Regions from separate parts of the Mus musculus genome. Here region 2 is linked to region 1. A link is a loop called in an ENCODE intact Hi-C map of the cell type or tissue named here. Cell type or tissue: heart. All regions are shown on one strand. Each heading gives the region's core, and the rest is flanking DNA. Links, peaks and the distances in the headings are about the cores only. Region 1 has its middle 57 kb from the start of Gm40118. Region 2 overlaps 4930564D02Rik (RIKEN cDNA 4930564D02 gene).

The links. Peaks named below come from ENCODE experiments on the same cell type or tissue, not always from the same donor. Only the 100,000 strongest peaks of a DNase experiment are listed, where the experiment ranks them.
Region 2: a loop joins it to region 1, with 10 times the contacts of the local background. A loop is called at or near these places in 11 of 42 quality-filtered maps.

What each region holds. Positions count from the first base shown.
Region 1 is chr3:105,158,412-105,170,874 of GRCm38, forward strand. No RefSeq gene overlaps it. Among named protein-coding and RNA genes, the nearest start is that of Gm40118, 57 kb to the left of the region's middle. In heart, for the core only: a CTCF peak has its summit at 7,152 (motif pointing left); no DNase peak of the experiment used is centred there.
Region 2 is chr3:105,071,014-105,083,476 of GRCm38, forward strand. It overlaps 4930564D02Rik (RIKEN cDNA 4930564D02 gene), which reads left to right. Exons shown (of 5, transcript NM_029228.1): 3 at 6,619-6,665; 4 at 6,764-6,833; 5 at 7,286-7,793. The coding sequence starts at 6,807. The coding sequence ends at 7,570. Among named protein-coding and RNA genes, the nearest start is that of 4930564D02Rik, 10 kb to the left of the region's middle. In heart, for the core only: a CTCF peak has its summit at 7,366; no DNase peak of the experiment used is centred there; H3K27ac peaks cover 380 bases; H3K27me3 peaks cover 378 bases.

The sequences.
Region 1 (12,463 bases), core at 2,696-10,695:
GTTAGTCCGATGCTTATAAAGGCAAACCCCTCAAGGCTACATATTTCTCTCCTTTGTCCAATGTGGGGCAAGCATACATCCTGATGTACTTCCTGCCTACATACCTTCTGCCTATGTGTGATCAGGCACATCCTGTGCACTTGAGGCAACCAATCTTATTTATAGAAGCGAAGACATGTGGCTTGTTATCTTACAAGAACAGCCCCCAACATTATAGGACTTTATCTGTCCTTGGGCAAGTGGGGCTGAAGCTGGCATTAGCTGCTTTGTGGGTTCTTCTTTCTTCTACCCTTTTCTAGATAGGGGGGGGGGGAAAGGAGATAGGTAGAGAAAAAAGGATAGAAAGGAAAAGGGGTGATATTATTGCTAGACTACTTCCTGCTGATTAGGGAGTTCCACTTCCTTGAGGCAAGTTCAATCTCAGCCATTGGGATATCTAATTTCTTCTTTCTTATTCTTTGCACATGACTACTTAATAAACTATGACCAACACCCTACCCCAGCCACCACCTCTCAGGGCCCTAGCATTTATATATCCTCTGAAAAGTCCCCAGAGTTCCAAACATCACACAATCACAGAAACTATCTGCCACTGGCAAAATCATACCCCTGCAGGAGGCAAATCATAGTCGGCGGCTGTGGACAACCTGAAGCAGCCCCATATCCCACCTGGTATTAAAACAAAACCATATTCTTATAATATTTCTCTCTCTCTCTCTCTCTCTCTCTCTCTCTCTCTCTCTCTCTCTCTCTCTCTCTCTCTCCCTCTCTCTCCCCCCCTCTCTCTGTGTTTTAAAGAAGACAAAATTGTCAGTTTTCTTTAAAGGTGTGGGTCATGGTAAGTCAACCATACCCTTGGCTCTGCACCCATGAGTATATGAGTAGCACAAATTGGAGTGTTCTTTAAAAAATGAAAAGAGGCATAAAACTGGGAGAGAATGGAAAGTGGTGTGTGGATCTGAGGAGAGTTAGGCAGAGTGGAGGGTGACTATGATAAAAATATAATGTATGTATATATGTATGAATGAACTTGGCCAAAAATTAATAAAAGAACTCATCATTTAGAGTAGGCAGCCCTGGGTTATTCATCCTGGTAGATTTACTTATAGTCAAGGAAGTATGTTTTTCTTTTCTTTTTGTTTAAGCTTGGGGATCATTTTATTAGAGTTTGAGAGAAAAACAATAGGCCAGGCAAGCTCTAAATCCTGGCAGTTACCAGAAGGAGGGAGGTCAAAAAAAAAAAAAAAAAAAAAAAAAAAGGAGGAGAGTCATGCCTTTCAAGTTAGGCATGCATATTAGCAAGCAGTTCAATACGATGGGGCACGAGGTCCCCAGAGAATACTGAGGGAGCCCAGAATGTCTGATAGCATATCTTGGGTATACTGGAAAAAGAAAGAAGGGAGAGGGGAGATTATGTTTTTGTGTTAGAGCTCAGAAAAACGGGCAAGCTTAGCATGCAGGCTCTGTAAGCAGCTGCCACTGAGCTACTTTTAAACAATTGTGTTTAAAAGAGTCATGGGAAAACTAAGATCTTTGTAAAGTTCTTTATATCTGTTTTATCACCAGCGTTTTGTCTTTGCCTTATATCTGGAGGGGGTTTCATAATCATTTTCATGTCTTGGGTCTCAAAACTGGGTCCTTCGTTGGTTAGTTATGTTCTGGGTCAAATTCTTTTTTGAAAAAAAAAAAAAGATGTTATTTTATTTTATGATTTTTTTTTAAAAAAATGTGTATTGGTGTTTTGCCTGCCTACATGTCTATGTACCATGTGCATGGCTGATGCCCAAAGAGGACAGAAGAGGGTGTAGTGTAGGATCCCTTGAGACTTGAGTTGTAGACTATTGTGAGCTGCCAAGTGATAATGGGAATCAACTGTAGGCCCTCTGGATGGGCAGCTAGTATTTATAACCACAGGTCACTTCTCCAGCCCCCTGGGTCAAATTCTTAACTTCTCTCAGCTTCAGGGTTTCCCCCAGTAAAACGGGGCCTGTCTTAGCGTTTCTATTGCTATGAAGAGACACTATGACTATAACAACTCTTATAAAGGAAAATATTTAATTAAGGGCTGGCTTACAGTTCAGAGATTTAGTCCATTACCATCATGCTGGAGAAGTAGTTGAGAATTCTGTTTGTTTCAGCAGGCAGCAAGAAGAGAGTGAGACACTGGGCCTCACTTGAGCACCTGAGACCTCAAAGCCAATGGCACACTCCCTCCAGCAAAGCCACACCTCCTAATCATGCCACTCGCTATGGGTCTATGGGCCATTTTCATTCAAACCAGCACAGCGACTAATTAAATACTGGTGGTGTTAGGTTAATCTGAAGCTAAAACAGGATCCACATGAGTCCCCAGCCTAGCTGCCTGCCTAAATTAGGAGCCTCTGAACTGTAGCTGCTACCACTGAGTTCTAAACTGACTAGAATCTTTTAGAAGTGACTTTTAAAATCAGAGGCATAGAAATGGAAAAAAGCTGCGTCCCCATGAAATTGGTCTTATGAGTATATCTAGCATGTACATTGCCATGTGCTAGGTCCTCCAGGCATTGTCACTTAATGGGAAACTCCTGGGATTTAGGGTAGGCTTGCAGGGTAAGAAGTGAGGCAGGCTAACAAGAAGGGTAGGCCACCTTGGTTTTACCAATACGTCAATTTCTAGGAAAACAAACAATTATGTCGAGGCTACATATCCCTCATGGAGTGGCCCTTCTCTGCTTGGTGACCCTGTTGCTTTAGGACTCAGGAAGCTAGTGCAATTCTATCCATCCTCAGCTTCCTAGCAAGGTGAGCTTCCTACCCTGTCCTGACTTTCTATTTTTCTATTGTCAGTGAGTTCTTCAGTCTCCTGAGTTTCCCGAGGTTATTGGATGTTAAGAAATGTGCCACATTCTTCAGTAAGAGAATTGTTTTCCATCTATTCATGCATCCATGCATCCATCCATCCTCCCATTCATCCATCCATTCACATCCATTCATCCATCCATGCATCCATCCACTCACCCCATCCATCATCCTTTCCTTCCTTCCTTCCTTCCTTCCTTCCTTCCTTCCTTCCTTCCTTCCTTCCCTCCTTCCTTCCTCACTTATACAGGGCCAGGGTCTGTCTGTTTTGAGTACCAGGCACCCAGATCTTTGTGTGTCACTTCATGATCTCTGGAGGTCAGACAACAAACTCCTCTGTAAGTGTCAAGGGCACCTATTCTTTTTTTTTTTTCCATTTTTATTAGGTATTTAGCTCATTTACATTTCCAATGCTATACCAAAAGTCCCCCATACCAACCCACCCCCACTCCCCTACCCACCCACTTCCCCTTTTTGGCCCTGGCGTTCTCCTGTACTGGGACATATAAAGTTTAAGGGCACCTATTCTTAATGCTCATTTTTGTTCTTAATCTTAGTGGCTGCTTCTCTAATTGAATTCTTTGTACACGGTAAGTTTTCTTGAACTTCTCAGTGCTTGCCTGTCTTCTCCAGCAGGGATAACATCCCTTTGTGTACTAATCGGCTTTCTGAGATCATCCACATCCCCCAGCTTCCCAAAGGCATCTCAACTCGGAACCTCTTAAACAAACAGAATCCTGGAATTTGCATAAATGATTAAGTCTGGCATTTTCAATTTGGCCAGGCTGCTTCCCAATTTGCCAGGTTCCTCAGGTTCCAAGGCGGGATACTCATACATGAAGAAAGGAATCCCACTCTTCCCCATGTTTGAGTGTGCAGGGTCAGCTCAAGCCTGGATAGGTTAAAAGCTCTGGCTTTAGAGCCTGTTTTCATCTTTGCCACTGTTAACAGTAGCCTTGGGTGAGCTTCTGAACTTCTTGTCTGTTATAGAGCAGTTAAATAAGATAGCCCATCAGGGACATACTCCTAATCTCAACACTTGGAAGGCGAAGGCAGAAGGATCAGAAGTTCAAGATAATCCTTGACTACCTAGTGAGTTCAAGGTCACCCAGGGCCATGCAAGACTCTACAATCAAAAATTGTAAACCAATAACATCAACTAAACCTAGACTCCAAAACAAGATAACGCAGGTTAAGCACCGAAGCACTGAACAGTGTCTGGGTCAGAACAAATGCTTGGTAAGCAACCACAAAGGTAGTAATAAACAATAACTATCCATAGCCTAAGGTAGAAGAGGTCTTTGAGAATTTGTTAGCAGATTTCAGAAAAAGTGACTGCTCATGTCTGCAGTGGACAGAAGAACTGAGTTTATTAAGGCTGAAGGTCGTTAGGTCTGTTCTCTGTGCTCTCAGCTGTCAAGAGGTCTGCTTTTTCCATTTCCAGAAGGAAAAATTACTAGAAAATTTAGTAATTTGATCTAGGATCACATAGCCAGAAGTAGTGAGCAGGATTTGAAATCAGGCCTTCTGACTCCCTCTACCCCATTCATTGTCTATCCTAAAGAAAGGAGTTCTTCTGCAGTGTGTGGGACTAAGGTTAAAACCAGCATGCTAGCCAACTGTTATTATACTACTGAGCCATAGTCCCAGCCCTAGAAAGGAGAAACAGCAGATTAGACCTGTTGATTGTTTACTTAGACCCATCATCTGCCTCAACTGCCCAAGCTGTTTCTACTCAGCTTTGCAGAATAAAAACAGAAAAGTTCAGATAATGCCAGAGGCCAGACAGAGGAGCAATGGGGCCTGGGTCTGTCTGTCTGTCTGTCTGTCTGTCTATCTATCTGTCTGTCTGTAATTACTCCTGAGTCTCTATCCAGTTATCTTCACGACTTTGGGCAGGCCAGTCAACTCATTTACACTCTGGCTTCTTTACCTACAAAACAGTAGAGAGGAACAGCCACCTTGATGGCTTTTGGGTTGCAGGGATGCTACCAAGATGATGCATTTCGAGGTCTTCACACATTGGAAGCTCCATACAAATGGAAGGACTAATTCCATCACTCTATAAACCTCTGTCTTCCATCCCCTTCTCCGTGCTGTCTCTAGCTTTAAAGCTCTCAGAGCCTGTCAAACCATCTTCCCATATCTTGGCACTGGAGAGACAGGTCTTCCATTCTTCAGAGTGCAATGGCCTCTGGTGGTGTGACTTGGACCAGGGCTTGAGCACATGAGCCCACTGAGGTTCTCATGGGTGCCTCCTCACCACAAAGCTGCTAACTCCATCCTAGGGCAGGGTTCTGTTGGGGCCTCACAGACCACCACATGCACCCCCATTAACTCCAGCCTCTAGAGAGACAACTCCCTTAGCTCCCCGACCCAAGGCACTCAGCCTTGCTGGTTCAAGTGGCTTTCTTTCGAAGGCTCAGAAGAAGAAATGCAACGCACGTTAAACACCCCTTAAAGCAGTATCTTTCAAGCCTTTCTGTCTTCTCTCCTTCCTCTCACTTCTTTCACCACAGCTTCTGCTACTCTAGTTTCCTTTCACAAGCCCCCTGTCGGTAGCTGGGGGACTCATCTCAGTTTCCTCTTTGGGCTGTTTCTCCTTGACAGTGAGTCTGAAATCAGAGAGAAATGAGAGAGGGTCTAGATGTTATTTGCCCCAACTGTGTCATTTTTTTCCCCAAACGAAGATATTGAGACCAGAGGAGAGAGTAATTCATTCAAATGCATTCCATTTGCCGCTCCCATATCCACATAGGAGGATGTGGCCTTGATGTGCTGGACTGGGAAGGATGTTGGGGCATAGGTTTTCATCTGAGAAGGCAGATCTGATTGCTTTAGCTGTCAAGTAGTCTTTCTCTTCCATATAGCAAGAAGAAATGACTCGGATGTGATCCATGGTGGTGGCAGGGAATCACCTAAGTGCAAGCCAGGTTCCAAGTGACCAGTGGGAAAGACCTGAAGTGTGGCCACACCTCTTCCTTGCATACTCCAGCCCAGAGACATGTGGCCTGGGTAAGATAATCTTGGGAATTTAGCTTTCTTTGAAACTGCTTGGTTCTGATTTTATGCCCATTCCAGCTTCCAAGCTCAAGGGGGAATCATTGGTGCCTCGCAGTTCTTCAGCGTTCAAGAAACGTTAAGTAACGCTTACGATCAGTTGCAGCAGAAAGGAGTAACTTGCATGAAATTTCATTCCCCCACTTGCTCCTCTGATCAAAAAGACAGAGAAAATGAGATTATCTTCTCCTGTCCAGAGACAATCTCATTGCCTCCGATCTGCCAACTGTGTAGCCACGAGCATCGTTCCGGCATCTTTTTATAACAGATGAAGACAGACCTTAGTGACAGACTCTGAAATGAAAGAGGCGGAATCAAAGTCTTTGTTTTCTGTTTCTAGGCAGAGGCGCTGTCCCTGGTCCAGCCCGGGGAAGGCAGAAGAACTCTTTCAGTTTCTGGAAAAGATGCTCTGGCCTCTAATTCTTCAGACCCTGAAGTAGGTAGGTGGGCAGGGGACAGCGGAGGTCCCCTACCCCACTCTAATTTAGTGACACAGACCATTGCAAATGGAGCTAGATCTAGACTGAGCACCTGCTAGGGTCATGATTTGTCTTCCTTTTAGTTAGGGCTGAGAGCTTTGTGTCCCTAGCTGGTGATAGGCCTTGACTCTTTAGTGCTGTTCCTAGCCAGTCTCTTCCCAACTGTGCATGCATATCCCACCAGTGGAATAAAGGCTCAAGGTTAAGAGCATAGTTTAGTATACACAACAGGGGCGTGCCCTGCTTTTGCTTCCTGTCTCTCTGAACTCTTTTCAAATGATCCAACCTACTTCTAGCTCCATGTGATCTCACCATGTGCCTAACTAACCCCCACAGTCCTTCTGGCAGGGGGATTCTGGCGAACGCGCTAGCTTCCCACATCTCCAGGAATGTTTTGACATTCCTTACAGATGGCATCTCCAGTGGTAGGCTCCATCCTTGCTTTCTGTTCATGTTACAGGTCCAACACCTTGGTGGTTTGCTACAGGGTTCTGAATTGCACAGTGGGTCCTCAGTTCCATTGTCCCTCCTGAGATAGACATCAACCTGTTTTTAGCTTTTAATGCCCCTGCTTGTTTCTTCCTGATCTCCTCCAGTTTGGATCTTCTTCCTTCCCGCTGGCAAGGGCGCCTAAAGCCCCAGGTGGTTTGAATCTTTGCACTTTCTCTAGATAATTCTTTCTCCCTGTTACTAATCACTGTTTAACCAAACCCACATTTCTGGCTACAATGGAGTAACTATGTAGCTGACTACCCAAGGGTTGGTCCTCTGCTGCCCCCTGGGGGCACACATTCTACAGGCATATTTGGGAGACTCCCAAACCAACCACTACAAACCAAGTGGGCAAATCTTCCATCAGGCACAGCTCTCTACCTCCCCATTCTGCCCTCAGTTGACTCTAACCCTGACCCCCCCCCCCCCAGATGTCTCCTCCAGCTGTAAGGTCACCTGTGGTGGCCAGGTGAGGGCTGTGGCTCAGAGATGAGGATCTGCAGAGAGAAGGCTGGCTTTTCCACACCTCCATTCCCTTCACCCGTGGAGAAAGCAATCAGTGTAGATTTGCTTCGGCTTGGGCTCCACTAGAACAAACACACATGTGCACATAACACCCACATGCCAAATATTCAATTTCGGTAAACAACCAGACCCTGCTAATTAAAACGTCTCATCCATTTAGACGAATGTAACAATTAATTTAGCCAGACAGTAATTGTGTGATTCCAATATTCTTTCTTTTCATCCCCATCTAGTTGGCTGGTCGACACGTTTCCTGGGCGGGGGGCCACACCTTCTGATCTTTGAAATGGATTTCAGTGCTTTATCTTCACTCCCTGGAGGGCCTCTTATCTCACGGATGAGGCTGGTTCCTGCTTGCAGGGAATGTGAGTGTATCAGGTTGTTCCTGGCTCAAACCTGGCAGAAACAGACTGGGTCTGATTTTCCCTTGGAATACTCCCTGGTTATCTGCAGGAACTCTTTCTAATTCTTCCCATGATGGAAAAATCTGGGACTGTGAACTTTTCCTTGTTCTCATTCTTGCTCCTTTCAAAGATCATCATATTAGTAGTAGTCCAATTAGCACAGTTGAGAGGTAGAAGTGGGCAGGAAAAGAGGAAGATCACAGAATAATGCCCTTCAGCACCTAAGATGCAGGGAAAGAGGAAGGAAGGCTCCTACCCATGCAATCTGAATACACAGAGAGGAACATCATAGCCATATCTGCCATCACTAGCACACAGACCAGGACCAAAGGGTTCCCTCCTTGTCTGCTCTAAATCACTTGTCTCTAGATGGGGCTCATCTTTGGAAACTCTATCAAGTCTTTGTAAGACTTTGAGAAGGGTCACTGGGAAGAGATAAAATACAACCATAAATATGTGTACCCATGGTGGAGAACATCAGAGAGTCTGTGAAACTGTAGCTGTGGTCCGGAATGCATATACAGACCAGAGTGACTATTGCAGTATTGCAGCTGGATGGAAAGGGGCCTTAGAAGGTGAAATGGGGACTGCATAGCAAGAGTGCTGCTGCTGCTGCTGCTGCTGCTGCTGCTGCTGCTGTTTCGTTTTTTAACCAGGATTCATGAGAGCAGATCCAGGGCTTGTTCTGAGAAAGGGCAAAATGTGATCAATTAGGACAAAAGCTATTTAAGAAAAAGGAAATAGCATTGTGGACACAGAGCTAGGTATAAAATTGGATGTTTATTACAAACACGAAGACAGGTAATTATAAACTATACTTTTCAAAAGAGGATAGACAGCACAAAGACAGAAAAGTAACAAGAGGGAAAAATTAATTAGGCAGCTGGCACATCTCTCCAGAACTTTCTTCCCATGTTTTAGGTTACATACTCTTTGATGTTCCCTCATATGACAACAGTTTTGGCACGTCATGTCCTCAAGGCAGAATAAAAAAGATAAGCCTGTTTTTCTTCTAACACAATTGATCAAGTCTGTTTTGAATTATTGATAAGATTCATAAAACATGAGACTCTACTCACTGATAGATTTGTTTTTGGGGACAGTGCTACAGGTTTGTACTCTGTGACTCAGAAGTTCTGGTAAAGGCCAGCATGAGATGTCTCAGTTATATTCCTGCACAATGCTACCTCCGTTCCTGCACTGCTGTGTGGTGAAGCCAGGTGGGTTGGAGTTGTTGATAGAGACGGTGGGACTTTCCCCCAGAGTCATTTGTGCATGGCCCTAGCTTAACTCCAGCTCCAGCTATGAACTGCATGAATATAAATAACCCATGATCAGTGACTTCAGTTCAGTTCCCCTTGTTCTGTATCCTCTTTTCTTTTTTCTTTTTTTTTTCGAGACAGCGTTTCTCTGTTGTAGCCCTGGCTGTCCTGGAACTCACTCTGTAGACCAGGCTGGCCTTGAACTTAGAAATTCGCCTGCCTCTGCCTCCCATTAAAGGGATTAAAGGCATGTGCCACCACGCCCGGCTCCTTGTTCTGTATCCTTAAGTGCAGCTTGGACCCAGCCAGTGATAGAAAGAGGCTGGGATAGAGACACCCGCTTTGACAAAATTTGGTTAAAATGTAGCACAGTGGAACATTTTCCAAAAAAAAAAAAAAAAAAAAAAAAAAAAAATTCTAGGCTAGCTCTGGAAACTCAGGGAGAGTTTCAAGGGTGAGGGACCTTGATGAAAAGTTTTCCTGGCATCAGAATTAATCTATCACTGCTTAGATTATGAGCTCATCTGGGTGTTGGGAATCACACTATCCCAACTTACTCCTTTGGGTGAAAGAGAGAATTCTGTGCAACAATTATGGGAGCTTGTTGGAGCCAGTAGTTCTGGGTCCAAGCTCTGGTTGTGCAACTGAGGAGTTTTTGTGATCTTGGGTAAGTTGCCTAAACCTCAGCCTTCTCATCTATAAAATGGGAGTACTAATAGTATCAATACGATGCACATAATGCCGAAAGCAAGTACTAGGAAATTGATAATTACTGACAGTTTTGTTTTCTAGAGGGAGAGGTACTTTGAACTTCTGAGGTTGCATAGTGAGAGTGGAGGAGGGTGTCATAAATGAGGGAATATTTAGGATAGACCTTAAAGATCCCGTAAGGTATTAACATTTGAAATGGGGGTGTCCATCCTAGCAGAGATGGGACCGTTTTGGAGGGAGTACAAACAGGAAAGTTTTATGAACACTGAGGGTTTTTTTTTTTTTTTTAAACGAGGGTGTATATAGTGTATATGTATGCATCTATGGTGCTACTCTGGGTGGGTGCACAAATGCCACAGTGTGAAGCCTGAGGACAACCTCAAGTGATGGTCCTTGCCTGCCATCTTGTTTGTGACAAGATCTCTTTGCTGCTTTTCATCTGCATACCCCAGGCTAGCTGGATCACACACACTCTGGGGCATTCTCCTGTTTCTGTCTCTCATCTCAAAGCAGCAGCAGGAGGGCTCAAATTGCGCCTCTTTAATTGTTCTGAGGATTTAAATCTAGGTTCTCACACTTTTACTCAATGAACCATCTCCCTATCCCTGAAAGAGAAGTTCTGAGGAAGGAGAGGGAGAGGGTGAGAGAGGGAGAGGGAGAGGGAGAGGGAGAGGGAGAGGGAGAGGGGGAGGGGGAGGGGGAGGGGGAGGGGGAGAGAATGAGAGGGGGAGGGGGAGAGAATGAGAGGGAGAGGGAGAGAATGAGAGAGGACTGGTGAGGAGAGAGCCTATGGAGTCATGAGACCCATGAAAAAGTTACTGACCATCCAGGCCGGTGATGATAAGAGGACTGGGCAGTATCAGTGTCTTAAACACACACACACACACACACACACACACACACACACACACACTGCCCTAGAATAATAGACATCACATTCATGCCATTGTTTTATTCTGTACTGCTTTGAATTGTTTATCCTTCTCTCTGCTGGGATTTGACAAATAGAAGACAAGTCTGGCAGATCTGTCGCTGGTGCCAGTTTGAAGCTGTGCCCTTTCAGGCATGCACTGGGCCCTTGCGTGACAGAATGACACTCCCTCAGCCAGCAGGGGTTACTCCTGGTTCTGGCTGCAGCTGGCTGACTTGTCTTCACATCCGCATGGGCTCTTTCTGGGAGCCATAGGAAATGCCAGCAAGGGCTGGTCTCTAGCAGCCTGATGGGCAGCACAATTTATTGTATGTCGAAATGACACCAGACACAGTGCCTCTTGCAAGAGACAATTTGGTTCCTGTAATTGCTAGCCTAGGGGCAGGAAAGATCTCTCTCTCTCTCTTTCTCTCTCTCCCTCTCCTTCATAGGGATGGTAGAAACAGGCTCCCTGAGAAAAACCTCGTAGGCTCCACTCCTGTCCACTGCCCTAGGGCCTCTCAGTCCACCATCTTCACAGTGGCTCTTCTGAGCCAGACATAAGATAGAGGTGAAGTATTCACAAGACTGCAGCATTAGCCAGACAGAAAGTAGAATTTTGCCCAGAGGTTTCTATCTCATTTGGATCTAGTGAGAGTTTAGAAGTATCTGCTCATTGATTCAGAGCCAGTTGCAAACCTAATAAATCATTAATGATAATTTTTTCCTGTAGTGCTGGGGATCGAACTGGGCAAGCAAGGCAAGTGCTTTACCTCTAAGCAAGCTACAGCCTCAGTGTCCATTATCTGTAACTCTTAACTGTCCATTCTCCAGATATGAAAAGCAGAGGAATAGATTGCTTCAGATCAGGCAAAAAGAAACTTAGTGGGACCTAGTGTAGTCCACCGTTTTCAAGAGGAAGCTTTCCCCTTCCCCTCTTCCTGGTATTTTGCATATTTGTCCAAGCTGCTTAGATTAATACAGACTTTGGCACTCCAATTAGTCCTAATTTATTGACTGACTGGTTGTATTCTGAGATGAATAATAATTTGCACCAGGTAATTAATTTCTATTATTTTCCCATGAGAAAGGAGGGGAGAAGATTAGTGTGTATGTCTTCATTTATTCATGTATTTATTCAACAAATATTTACTGTGTGCTTCCTATGTTTTAGGCGTTGCATTATGGGCTGGGGAATAGAATGTCCAAAAAGCCTCAAAGAGCTATAGCTTTGTTATAAGTAATTAACACACTGACACGGGGAAGGATACAGGTGAGCACATGGCACATCTCAACAGGGAAAGAACCTGGTGCTCGGGAGCCCAATCTCAATGAAGGGTTCAGGAGATGGTGGCTAGGGAATACTGGTGCTGTTCAGTTGTGATCTGAGGGAAAAGCCAGAAGAATGGCTGGTATATTTGATGCTTTTCTGTTGCGGTGTCAAAATATAAACTAACTTATAGAAGAAAGCCTTTAGTTGGGCTTACAGTTTCAGAGGTTTAGAGTCCGTGATACCATGATAGCAATGCAAAGGCTTGGGAACAAGAAACATCTCGATCCCGAAGTAGGAGGGAGGGAGGGGCACTGGGAATGGCTCAATGTCTGCTCCAGTGACACACCTCCTCCAAGAGACCACGCCTCCTAATCCTTTCCAAATAGTTCCACCAACTGGGGACCTAGTATTCAAATATACTATAGGGCTATAGGGCCATTCTCATTCAAACTACTACAGCTGGGAAAATGAAGATAAGACCCAAGGGGGAGGGTTTTTGGTTATTCTCT
Region 2 (12,463 bases), core at 2,545-10,544, 88 kb before region 1:
TGAAAAACTCCACCCCCTAAGAAATCCTGTACAGGTCCCACCTACTGTTCCATTTACTGCTGCTTCTACTGGGAGCAGAGGCAGCTACTCCTGGATTCTTCCCTCCCAATAAATCTCACATGTGAGATTTGCTGCGCAGTGTGACTTTGTGGAGGGGTAACCCTTCTGTAAGGGAAGCCTTTCCCTTCAGAGCGCCAACACTCACAGAGATGGTGGTGGTGGTAGCACTTAAAAATTTAAAAATTAGATCTATAAATTTTCTTTTCTTTAAAAAATTTTTTTTTATTTTATGTATATGAGTACACTGTAGCAATTTTTAGGACCTCTGCTCGTTCTGGTCGGCCTCGCTTGCTCAGGCCCAAAGGTTTATTTATTATTATATACAAGTACATTGTAGCTGCCTTTAGATACCAGAAGAGGGTGTCGGATCTGATTATGTGTGGTTGTGAGCCACCATGTGGTCCCTGGGCTTTAACTCAGGACCTTTGGAAGAGCAGTCAGTGCTCTTAACCATTGAGCCATCTCACTGGTCCAGATCTATCATTTTTCTGCGAAAGTATTGTTTCTGCATGCAAGTATGTAGCAGGTGTGTATGTGGTCAACATTCACAGAAGTCATCTGACCCTCTGGAGCTGGAGTTGAGGTAGCAGAAGTAGCAGCCAGCTGGCTATTTTAAACATTCCACTCTAGCTGCAAAGGATCGCCTCAGTGGTGACTCCTGCTTTGGGAAGACTGCTCCGGTCAGGAACACTCGAGGCAATTTGCACCAGCTTCAGTAGACCCCATTCCAAATAAGACAATCAGGTGGCCCTATTCACCGGACAGCTTGTCATAGGACAGCTCGTCTCAACTCAGGACAGGAGGGGAAGCACGGCCTCCGCCCCTCAGCAAAAGCCGGGGATTGGTGAAATGTAAGGCTTCTGATTGGCTCTAAATTTTAGTATATGTGCTGCCCAAGTGAGCATTCTGATTGGTTCCCCATCAAGGCTCATGACTGATCCATATGTGAGGTTTGTGATTGGTAGAGTTGGAAACTGGGGCAGTGAGTGACAAAATTATAGTCTGTAAACAAGCATGTCCTCAATGCCGTTTCTACACGTTCCATCTTAGTCTAGGAGGCTTCACTCCCGGGCACTAACCATCCTCCCACGCCAGTGACATCCTCAGTGACTCTCCCATCCCCCACGGTCATGCTGGATTATTAGGTCTCAGAAAAGACTTCTTCTGAATGGTCTTTTGCCTACCCATGGGCAAAACAGGCGAGCATGAAGGGCAGACAAAAAACCAGACTTCCATAGCTACAGCAGTGGAGGCCTCCGAAAAATTGTAGAGTTGTCAGGGGGCTAATGGGCTTGATAAGAAAAGCTCAAAAGTATCACACCAAAGAGGAAGCTAAGAGTTCCAGAGAGCTGGCAAGAGCAAAGTGCTGGGATGCCTAACGCCCTGAGCTGCAGCAGACTCTGAACACCATAAAACTATGAAGGGCCTTGGAGTTACTGAGAAGGTAAGAGATGATGGAGAGGCCGAGACTACGGAAGACGAGGGAAGGAGTCTAGGCTTATGAGCCATTGCCAGATGCCTGAAGAGTCTGAGAGAGCTGCTGAGGGTGAGAGAGCTGGGAGTCCCTATACCTAAAGCTCAGGGCTCTACCGATTGCTGTCAAGTGTTGGTACTGTAAGCGGTAAGCCTTGAGCACCTGGAGCAGTAAGCCTCCAGCTTAGAGAGCAGGGAGTGTAAACCGCTCATCCTTGAGGCTTAGAGCCGTAAGCCTCTGGATTTGGAAGCTTAGCTGTGAGACTCTGGAACTCAGGCCCTTCAACATCCAGGGACCTGCTCCTTGGCTATCATTGACATCTATCTGGATTTGGTGAAAGAGTGCCCAGCTAGCCTTCCGCGACAGCTTCTTCATGCAAACGTGGGTCAGCATGGATGGAGACCCTCCCCAGATATCCTGGATATCTCTTTATTTTCATCTCTGAATTCTGACCTGGCCTGTTTGGCATCTTGAATGGAGAGATATTTGGGGATCCCCTTTCTTAGATAAACACTTTGAAACTTGTTCCTGCCACCACCCAAGAAAGCTGCGGGGCTCACCCCTGCTGCCTGTCGCTTAGGATCCACATCCAAGCTGCTTGCCGCTAATGTCTGAAAACTTGCTTCATACATTTTATCTGGAGTTTTATCTGCTTCAAATGCGAGTGTGTGTACATCTATTCCCTGTTATTCCATTTTGGTCAGGATTAGAAGTCCTGGTGCTAATGTAAATGGTATTTAAGTTTAAAAATCCCAATTATTCATTTATAGTAAAAAAAAACCAACAAAACAAGTGATTCTGACATTTGACCTTGTTTCGTGCTGCCTTGGCAGCAGATTCCTAAGGAGTTTCTATGAGCGTGGTCATGCTGTGAGGGTAGGAAGCTCAGTTCTCACTGTCCCTTTGGGTCTCTGCCAGCCTTTCTGTCTCTTTCACACCTTCCTACCCTAGGAACTCGACACAGTGTTGAAGAGAAGTGTAAAGAAAGGACTTTCTGGCTTTGTTCTTGCTGTTAGAATGGAGAGTATTCAGTCTCTAATAATTATGTGGGATGTGACCACTAGGCTTTCTGTAGGTCCTTAATTGAGTCAAGAAACTCTTCTCTATCCTGTTTGTGGAGAGCCTTACCCTGAACAGTCATTAATTTTTAAAAATCTGTTGAGATAATCATATGATTTGTCTCTTTTATTCTCTTGATGTAGCAAACCATGTTGATTATTTGACTAAATATTGTGCTCTTGAGAAACTCTTGAATTATGATAAATTCTTTCAAAATCCTTCTGTATACATTACTTCTTCCAGTTATTAGTGTTTTATTAGGGATATTGTATTGATATTTCTGGGAGGTGCTGATCCAGTTTTTACCTTCTTGTTATGTGTTTGTTAGGCTCTATTGGCAGTTTACAACTGCTAACAGATTATGTCTCTATAGAGTTTATTTTTTTTAAACTTTATATTTATATATTTATTTTATATATGAGTACATTGTTGCTGTCTTCAGACACACCAGAAGAGGGCATCGGATCCCATTCCAGATGGTTGTGAGCCATCATGTGGTTGCCGGGAATTGAACTCAGGACCTCTGGAAGAGCAGCCAGTGCTCTTAACCGCTGAGCCATCTCTCCAGCTCCCTACTAACAGATTAAATTACCCCTTTTTCTGCTGTGAGAGGTAGTATTCATTAACGAAGCGGTTTAACTTAGGGATTTTCTTATAGAAAATTTTTATTTTGAGGGGCTGGGAACTGAACAAAAGGCTTGGTATCTTAAGTATGTGCTTACCCCAGTTTTGTAGAAAAGATTTTTAAAGAATCAAATCAATATACTTGGTGAGTAAAGGGCTCCTTGTATTTTCTAACTTTCCTGTGTCAGCTTTGGTAATTTGTCTTTTAAGGAATCTGTATATTAAACATTATTTTAAGATCTACTGGTTCTTCATTCCTGATATATAATTTATTTATTTATTTGATGTATATCAGCACACAGTCTCTTTCTTTAGAAGAGGGCATCAGATCCAATTACAGATGGTTGTGAGCTACCATGTGGTTGCTGGGAGTTGAATTCAGGACCTCTGGAGGAGCAGTCAGTGCTCTTAACTGCTGAGCCCTCTCTCCAACCCCATTCCTGATATTTTTAACTTGTATCTTCCTCCATTAAAAAATAAGTTATCTAGGTGTGAGTCTCTTAGTTTTTTCCTTTTTGCTGAACGAATCCTACCATCTTAAAGCCATAAGCGTGGTTGTTGGCTTTGTCTAGGTGTGACTCTCAGTTTTTTCCTCTTTGCTGAATGAATCCTACCGTCTTAAAGCCATAAGCGTGGTTGTTGGTTTTGTGTTTATGGTGGGTGGATCGGCACTGGAGTCTCTGGCTGTGGGATTGTTCAGGTCTGATCTGTGTGGCTCATTCTGGACTCAGGCTTTGTGGAGAAGCAGCTACATGGCCTTTTGCTTTCTGCTGCTGAAGGATGGGTTGCAAGGAGGTGGCTAGACGTTTGCAGTTGTCTTATAGCTTCTTCTTGGGACTGATCACATTGTCACTTCTTTTTCATACATCACCTGCTAGCCAATACAAGTCCCATATGTAGGTCAAATGTTAGTGAGGGCAGTGTTCATAATGAACCATGCCAAAAGGAGGAGAATTTTGAGCAAACAATATAGTTTATCATGAGGAATGCCACAGAATTCAAAGAAAGACTATAGTTGTTCTCAATGCAAAATCCTTCAAAATTATCAAATGAAAAAGGGTAAGGATAAAAATTACTGGGGCAGGGGAGACAGCTCAGAGGTTAAGAACACTGGCTGCTCTTCTAGAGTACCCAGGATTGATTCCTGGGGCCCGAGAGATGCTCAGAGCCATCTGTAACTTCAATTCTAGGGAATTTAAAGCCCTCTTCTGGCCTCTGTCGATACCAGGCACACATGGGGCACACAGATTCGCATATAGGTAGAACACCCATACACATGAAATAAATAAAAAATGCAAAGTTAAATAATCTGCTGTGTATTTCATGGAAGAGCTTGACTAATAGAGCTTTCTGTGGAGAGTGGTGTTAGAGATGTGCAGTAAAAGGGACGGCAGGGGGATGGAAGAGAGGAAATGACAGTGACAGCCATTTCCCAGCAGCTTGGCTAGAATTAAAAGGATCTGGGAAGACGGCTCAGACAGTGCAGTGCTGCACACACATAAGGTCCTGGGTTCAGATCCCCAGAATCCACCTACAAACGCAACCATAGTGGCCATGACTATAAATGCTGGGTGCGCGTGTAGCTGATGGGTTGGGATGGGGAGAGTCTGAGCAGGCTGATTGTTGAAGTGTGTTGACCAGCCTGCCTGAATGAATCAGTGACCTTCTGGTGATGTGAGAGATCTTGAATCAAAAAGGAAAAAAAAGGTGGTGGGCAATAAAGAAGGACCCCCAGTGTTGACCTCTGGTCCCCACATGCTCACATGTGGTAGCGCTGGATCCTGAAGCTCTTTCTTCCTCGCTGTCTGGTTCAGTGTTAAGCTTTGTCAGTGGAGGGCACTGAAGGAACACAGGCAGGAAGAGCGTTTCAGTGTTCTTCTTGTCAGATTCCTGTAGCTGACACAGCATGCCCAGGCTAGCAACACTTGGTAACCAGTAGTATCTGGCCCTTCCCTGAAGGCTGTTCCTTCCACGCCCCACAACATTGATTCCCAATGCCCAAGGCATTATTTTTGTGGTAGCAATCTTATCATGGTGACATCTCTTCAAGGACTGAAGCTGAGGCAGGGGAATCTTAAGTTTGAGGCTCACTTGGGCCACATAGTGAGAACTTGAATATGCTAGGTAGGCGTTCCATCATGGAGTTACATCTCTGTCATGGAAGAGGAGGATTTAGGCCCAAGCTGACAGGCCGACTCTGAGTAGAGGGCCTTCTTCTGAGTGTAGAGATTGAGGCAAGGTCAAAACAAAGACCGAGTTCTTGGATTTCTCTTCATTGTCACCATCATCATCACCATCACTGCCATCATCATCATCATTGTCGTTGTTACTATTTTATGTGTACTAGTACTTTACTTGCATCTATGTCTGTGTATCATGTGTATCCTGGAACTAGACTTATGGATAGTTGTGAACTGCCATCAGGGCATTGGGAATTGAATGTGGGTCTTTTGCAACAACAAGTGCTCTTAACTACTGAGCCATCTCTCTAGCTACTCTTGACTTTAATTTTACTCATCAAGGAAAGGGCCAGACAGCCTGGTGAGAGACAGGAGAATCAGATGGGTTTGTAATGGCCTTTTGAGAAATGTACCAAGGGACCAGTTAGTGCAAGAATATAGTTTTTTTCCCCCCAAAGTCCAGGCTTAAGTGCAGGGCAAATGGTGGGGAAACTGATTGACTCTGGGGTCTGGGTTTTCTAGAGCTTATGCATGGAAGACAAAGGGAGCAGAGGGAACTGAGGGGTCGGGGGAACTGAGGGGTCACTTAAGATTCTGCTCAGAGGCTTAGGTTTTGCTGTTTGTTTGAGACTGGGTCTCACTATGTAGTGAGGGTTGGCCTTGATCGTACAGAAATCTGCCTGACTCTGCCACCTGAGAAATGAGGTTAAAGGCATGGGCTACCATGACTGGGGTTTGAAAGACATACTTCGGGGGTTGGGAAGAGAGGATAAACAGGGAGACAGGAATAAGATTAAAGTGTTGGAATCCTGGGAGGTCAGGCGTGGGAAAGTGGGAGGCAGAGGCAAGTGGGTAGAGTTGTTGCCTAAATCGAGATGTTAATGCTTAACATGTGAGAGGCGTGAGCCACTGATGGCCTTTAGAGGAGGAGCAGGTGGAGGGGACTGGAAGAGAGGGTGATACTGAGAGAAGACTTGGTGTCAGGTAGGTGGGCTTTGCACTTGGTCACTGCATGACGGTGACAGCTGATACTCGGTGGTTAGTGGGGAAGGTTGTCAGCTGATGAGGATCAGGGTCAGTTACAATGATCAGAAGAGACAAATCTTGCACCATTAAGCACACAGAGAGCTTTGAGTGACATATAAGAGAGATGATGTGGATCTGGTAGAGGTGGGAGGTGAGACAGGAGGGTGCTGACCCTGGGTATTCCCCTTCTGGCAGGAAATCAGAAATCACCCGAGAGAAAGAACAGCTTCCTGAAGAGGGCGGTGAGGACCTGGCATCCTTGGGTGGGGAGGTCGGGACTCAGCAACGGGAGGGAGCAGAAGGAGGGTATTGTGGTTGAAGAAACTTTCTTTTCTGCCAGAATGAGGTTGGCAAGGGCATAGAAGAACACGTCCAGAAGACAAATGGATAAGAAGATGGACAAAACACCAGTGGGTGACTCCATGAGGGTCTGAAAGTATAGAGGTTGAGCTTTCGTCTGTGATTGTCCACATGTGTCTGCAGTGGGAGCGGTGTCAACATACCCGTGAAGTATGGAGGAAATCAAGTCTCTTCCCTATGGCTGTTCACTTTGATTTTCTGGGCCTTCTCTTCTCCGTCTGTTTACTGGATGCCTCTGCTTAAAAGCAGAGTAAGGGATAAATCCCCTTCGTTATGACGCTTACAGCAGTCCCCTGACCAATGTCTCAATTCTTTCCATCTGGCTGAGTGGGCAGTTTGTTCTTTCCTGTTTCATCCAAGCAGGGCAGGGCAAGCCAGGGCTGTGTCCCCTGATTACAAGCTGGGAGAATTTAAAGTTCCGAGTGCGCAGAGGTCACAAAACATCATAGACTGAGACTCAAGTAGGATTAGGAAAGTAACTGAGTGCTTCCTTCCATTCCAGCCATGGCTCCCTAAGCAGCGGCTGACTCTTGGGAAACAGCAATCAGAGCAGGCGGTGAATGGCCCAGCTCTGCAAGGCAGCATCCAGCAGGTGGGAGTGTGGAGTTGTGGAAGGCTGGCAATCCTGAGCAGAACCGGTTGGTTGCTGGGACACTGTGCGGGGAGATCAACTCTAGCCACTCCTTTGCTCTTTGTCAGAGCCCTGGTGATTCAGGGCAGCAGAGGAAGCAAAAGGGTCATGTGGCCTCTGCTCCTCTCTCCTCTGTCCTCAAGCTTGCAGTTCTAAGGTCCTGATGATGGGGACCGCTTCCTAATGGAGTGTGTGCCCTGTTGTCTCTGAATCCAGGCACAACAATATCCTCACAGACAGACCTGTCACTGTGAGTGGTGAGGGAGTTCTGCCACCTTCTCCAGCTTCAGTCCTCAAATAACGCACGTGAGAACTCTGGTAGACTGAAGACTCTAAGAATATATGGATTTATTACTAATAATCAATGGTAGTTAAGAGCAAAAATGTGTCCCCTGGTCTACTCCAGAGGAGTGAAGAGGTACTCTAGTGAGGGAGGCAAGAGGGTTTCTTTTATTTGCAGAATAGGCTCTTTGGACTGTATGCTTTTTACTTCTGTGATGCCAGTGTGTGTGTGTGTGTGTGTGTGTGTGTGTGTGTGTGTGTGTGTGTGAGAGAGAGAGAGAGAGAGAGAGAGAGTAGAGGGAGGGGGAAAGAAAACATTTTATAGAGATTTTTAAGCACTCAGAAAAAGACAGAGGCTATAAAAACTACTATTAGTGAGCTGGCAAGATGGCTCAGCAGGTAAAGGCGTTTGTTGTTTGTTACACAAACAATCCTAGTTTGATCTCCAGAGCCCACATAAAGGTGGAAGGAGAGAAATGACTCCACATACAGACTAATTATAATAGCACATTGCCATAATTAACGGTACTGTGTTCCAGGTACAGTTTATACTTATTCAGCCATCTCAATGTCTTAATAGAATCTGCATAGCTTTCTACTTCAACTAGAAATGGATCCTAGGATCTCAGGAACACGTAATAGCAGGATGCTACACAGATAAGTAGTGACAGCAGTGTTTGAACCCAGGCCTGTTTGCCTGTGAAAGTCAGGTCTTTCCATTTTAATGTGTAGCCTCACACTTTACTGAAACTCTAAGGTCCTTTCTAAGACATTTCTTTAGCTCACAGTAAGAGCTGCCTGAAGTTGGGTGTCGTGGTGCACACCTGTAAACTGAGCCCTCAGAAGGCAGAGACTGGAGACTTTATGAGTTCAAGGGCAGCCTGGGATGCATAGTAAAATCTTGTTTTTAAAACAAAACTAAAAGAACAGTGTCTTAGTCAGGGTTTCTATTCCTGCACAAAATCATGACCAAGAAGCAAGTTGGGGAGAAAAGGGTTTATTCAGCTTACACTTCCATGTTGCTGTTCATCACCAAGGAAGTCAGGACTGGAACTCAAACAGGTCAGGAAGCAGGAGCTGATGCAGAGGCCATGGAGGGATGTTCTTTACTGGCTTGCCTCCCCTGGCTTGCTCAGCCTGCTCTCTTATAGAACCAAGACTACCAGCCCAGAGATGGTCCCACCCACAAGGGGCCTTTCCCCCTTGATCACTAATTGAGAAAATGCCTTACAGCTGGATCTCATGGAGGCATTTCCTCAACTGAAGCTCCTTTTTCTGTGATAACTCCAGCTGTGTCAAGTTGACACAAAACTAACCAATACAAACAGTGATTGCCCGAAGAACTTGTTTAAAATGTGTGTTATAAGAAAAACCTCATCAATGATTCAGGCTTGTCTGACTTTCAGCCCTTGGGTCACGTGAGCCTCAAGAATGTGACCAGGTATGGTGGCACATGCTTTTAGTTCTAGTGTGTGGAAGACAGAGGTTGGTAGATCTCTGTGAGTTCAAGGCCATCTGGACCTACATAGTAAGCCAGGGTTATATAGTAAGACCCTGTTTCAAAAAAAAAAAAAGTTGTTAAACAGGAATGGGCACTGAATTAAAACTGATGCTGGAGAGATGGCTCAGTGGCTAAGAGCGCTTGTTACTCTTGCAGAGGACCTGGGTTTGATTCCCAGCACCCACAGGGTGACTTATAGCAGTCTGTAACTCCAGTCTCAGGGGGTCTCACACTGTCTTCTGATCTCTGAGGGCACACCAGGCATGTGCATAGCAAAACGCCCATGCACAAAAAATAATAAAATAAATAAATTTAAAACAGAAAAGAATGTGACCCAACACATTTGTTGGTGACAGTGTCATATTTCAATGTCAAAAGGTTGGACATTTAAGAAAGGGTTTCCAAGCCGGGCGGTGGTGGCGCACGCCTTTAATCCCAGCACTTGGGAGGCAGAGGCAGGCAGATTTCTGAGTTTGAGGCTAGCCTGGTCTACAAAGTGAGTTCTAGGACAGCCAGGGCTATACAGAGAAATCCTGTCTCGACACCCTTCCCCCCCCCCCCCCCCCCGCAAAAAAAGAGAAAGGGTTTCCTTTCTTTTTCCTTTTCTTTTTATAATTCTGTGTCCCCTTTCATTATACCCATTTCACAAAGTCATGTGATGGTTATTTAGGCTTCTTGGACATTGACACATTATACCATGCTTTGGAAACACAGACAAAATTCACTGCACTGAGCCATGGAGCCTCAATTTTTCCAGCAGAGAATTCTAGTCAGCTGCTCCTTCTCTGCTCCAATGGTTTGCTTCTATGTTCCCCATTCTGCTTCAGGTCAAGGAGCCATCTTTGGGCACAGTTCACCATTGGAGAAGTCACCCTTTAGGACTTTGCCTTCGAAGGGAAACAAGTAGGAGACCAGTGAACTGGGGTTTGCTTCACTTAGACAATCGATAAGCTCACTAAATCTGCTGTGCCACACATTGGGCTAGTTGCGGGGGTGGAGGAATGCGCTGGATAAAGTCCTTACTCTTAGGGAGTTTTAGACAAAAGGACAGAAAAGGCCTCTTTGATGAGAAGGCCTTTGAAGAGAGAATTGATGAATTTCTGGGGGAAAGCATAGCAGGCAGAGGGAAGGTTAAGCGTAAAGACTCCAAGCGAGAGCCCCCTGGGAATGTGTGAGTTGCAGTAGGACCAGTTCTAACACAAAGGGCTGGAGTAGCCCATGGAAGAAGACCATGGGCTAAGGAATGAATCGAGAGGGTGGACATGACCTACTGGGCTACTGTGAGAATCTTGGGATTTGCTACAAGTAAGAGGAGAAATGGTATTTGTGCAGAGAAGTGACATGACCTAGTAGAGATTTTAGCAGGATCACCCTGAGTGCTAGGTTGAGAATCGATTCCAGGTGGGGCTTCCGGAATCTCGAGGCAGTGGGCTGTCTGCATCTCTCTTGGACACTTTGGTCAGAAGCTAGACCTTGTCTCTTATCGTGATGGCAAGATGCAGTACAGAGGTAAGGGTGTGGCTCCATTAAGCATCTCTGCCTCTCTGCTCTTAGGATCATTGCACTATGATCTTCAGTAACTGCAATAACTGATTACAGTGGCAGCTGTGGTCATGGTGGGAAGGAGGACCATTATTAGTGGTGCCATCTTATCAGGCATGTCCGGGTAAAATGGCCTGCAGGGCAGTGGACCATGAGAGGAAGCCTGGATCCTGAGAACCCCACGGCCCCGGCCTTGTTGCAGGCCCACAGGCCCGGGACCACCGAACCTGCTCCGGCTTTCCACGTCTCAGACTGTGCTTTTCCACTCCTGGAGCAGTGCCTTGAGCGCTTGTTTTCCTACAGCCCAACAGCCAGCGGTGTGGGATAAACACAGTCAAACGCCCTGCGTTCTGCCTCTCCAAGCGGCCATGCCCAGTGGCTGAGCGGACACGGGCACAGAACCCTACAATGGCACACCACACTATCAATAAAACAACTCAAATGTGAGGAACAAACTTTTGGCAGACGTTAGGAACAAAATTTACTGACTCATTTATCCATCCAGCTCTTTTTGAGGCCATACCAAACGCCAAACACTTCACGTGCTCCTAGAAGCCTTAGAAACCACCTCTAAGATGTAAACTCTGCCCTGGAGGGAACGCTCAAGCTAATTACTGGAATTTATCAATCGATTTTGATGGGTCAGACATTGATTGAGGTGCTTTTTATGTATTGCCATATTTAATTTTGAAAATTAACTCCATCAGTCAGGTGTTATTTTACTTTAAGGATGAGAAAATTGTGGCCCATAGAGGTAAAAATAACGCGTTCAAGGCCACCTTGCTGTTAAGTGAACTGACATCTGACCCCAGATAATCTGGTACTGGGTCCAAATGACTGCTTCTGACCTGGGAGAGGAGGTAGCTAAACACACAATCATAATGCAACTCAAACAGTATTCACCAAGAGCTACTGGGCGCTTTTGACATTCTCGAGGGGCAAGGCCTAAAGCCTTTTCAAATTTCCAATTCTGCTAACACTGCTATACTGTAAAACTTCTCTCTCAAAAAAAAAAAAAAAAAGCTATAAAGCACAACTAAGATTTTTAAGCGATGCTTCCAGAGTCTTAATAAGAGATTAATGTAATTTATAAAGCTGTTTTCTGGCTGAGGACCATCCATTTCTTGGACTGTCGCTCCCTCGTCTTCTCACGGCCAGCTCAAAGCTCTGTTGTGGGCAGTTCATTCTTCCTAAAGGGAAACATGTTTTTATATTGAGTAGAGGCCAACCGAGCTACTTTCCACGACCTCTTCAGGCCTTCAAAATGAGTACCACCTTGGAAACTCACAGCGATCTCTCTGCTTGGTCTCTCAAGTGGGGAGATTCTAGGCTCTTGTTGTGTGGGAGTGTTTATGCATGGACTTGTGTGCATGTTGGTGTGTGTGCAGGTGCACAAATGTGTACGTATGTGTGGAGGCAAAAGGTCAACCTTGGGTGCCCTTCCTCAGAACCTGTTAACTTGTTTTGTTTCGTTTTGTATTTTAGAAGAATCTCTCACTGACTTGAAGCTGGCCAGGTAGGAGTGACTGAGTGGCCAATGAGCCCTAGGGATCCTGCCTGTCTCTTCCTCCCAAGTGCTGGGGTTACATGTGTGGGCCACCATGTCTCGTTTCCTGTGTCGGTGCTGGGATCAAACTCAGGTCCTTACCCTTGCTCAGCAAGAGCTTTGCAGGCTAAGCCATCTCTCCAGCTCCATGTAAAACTTTTGAAGCAACTGCCCAACT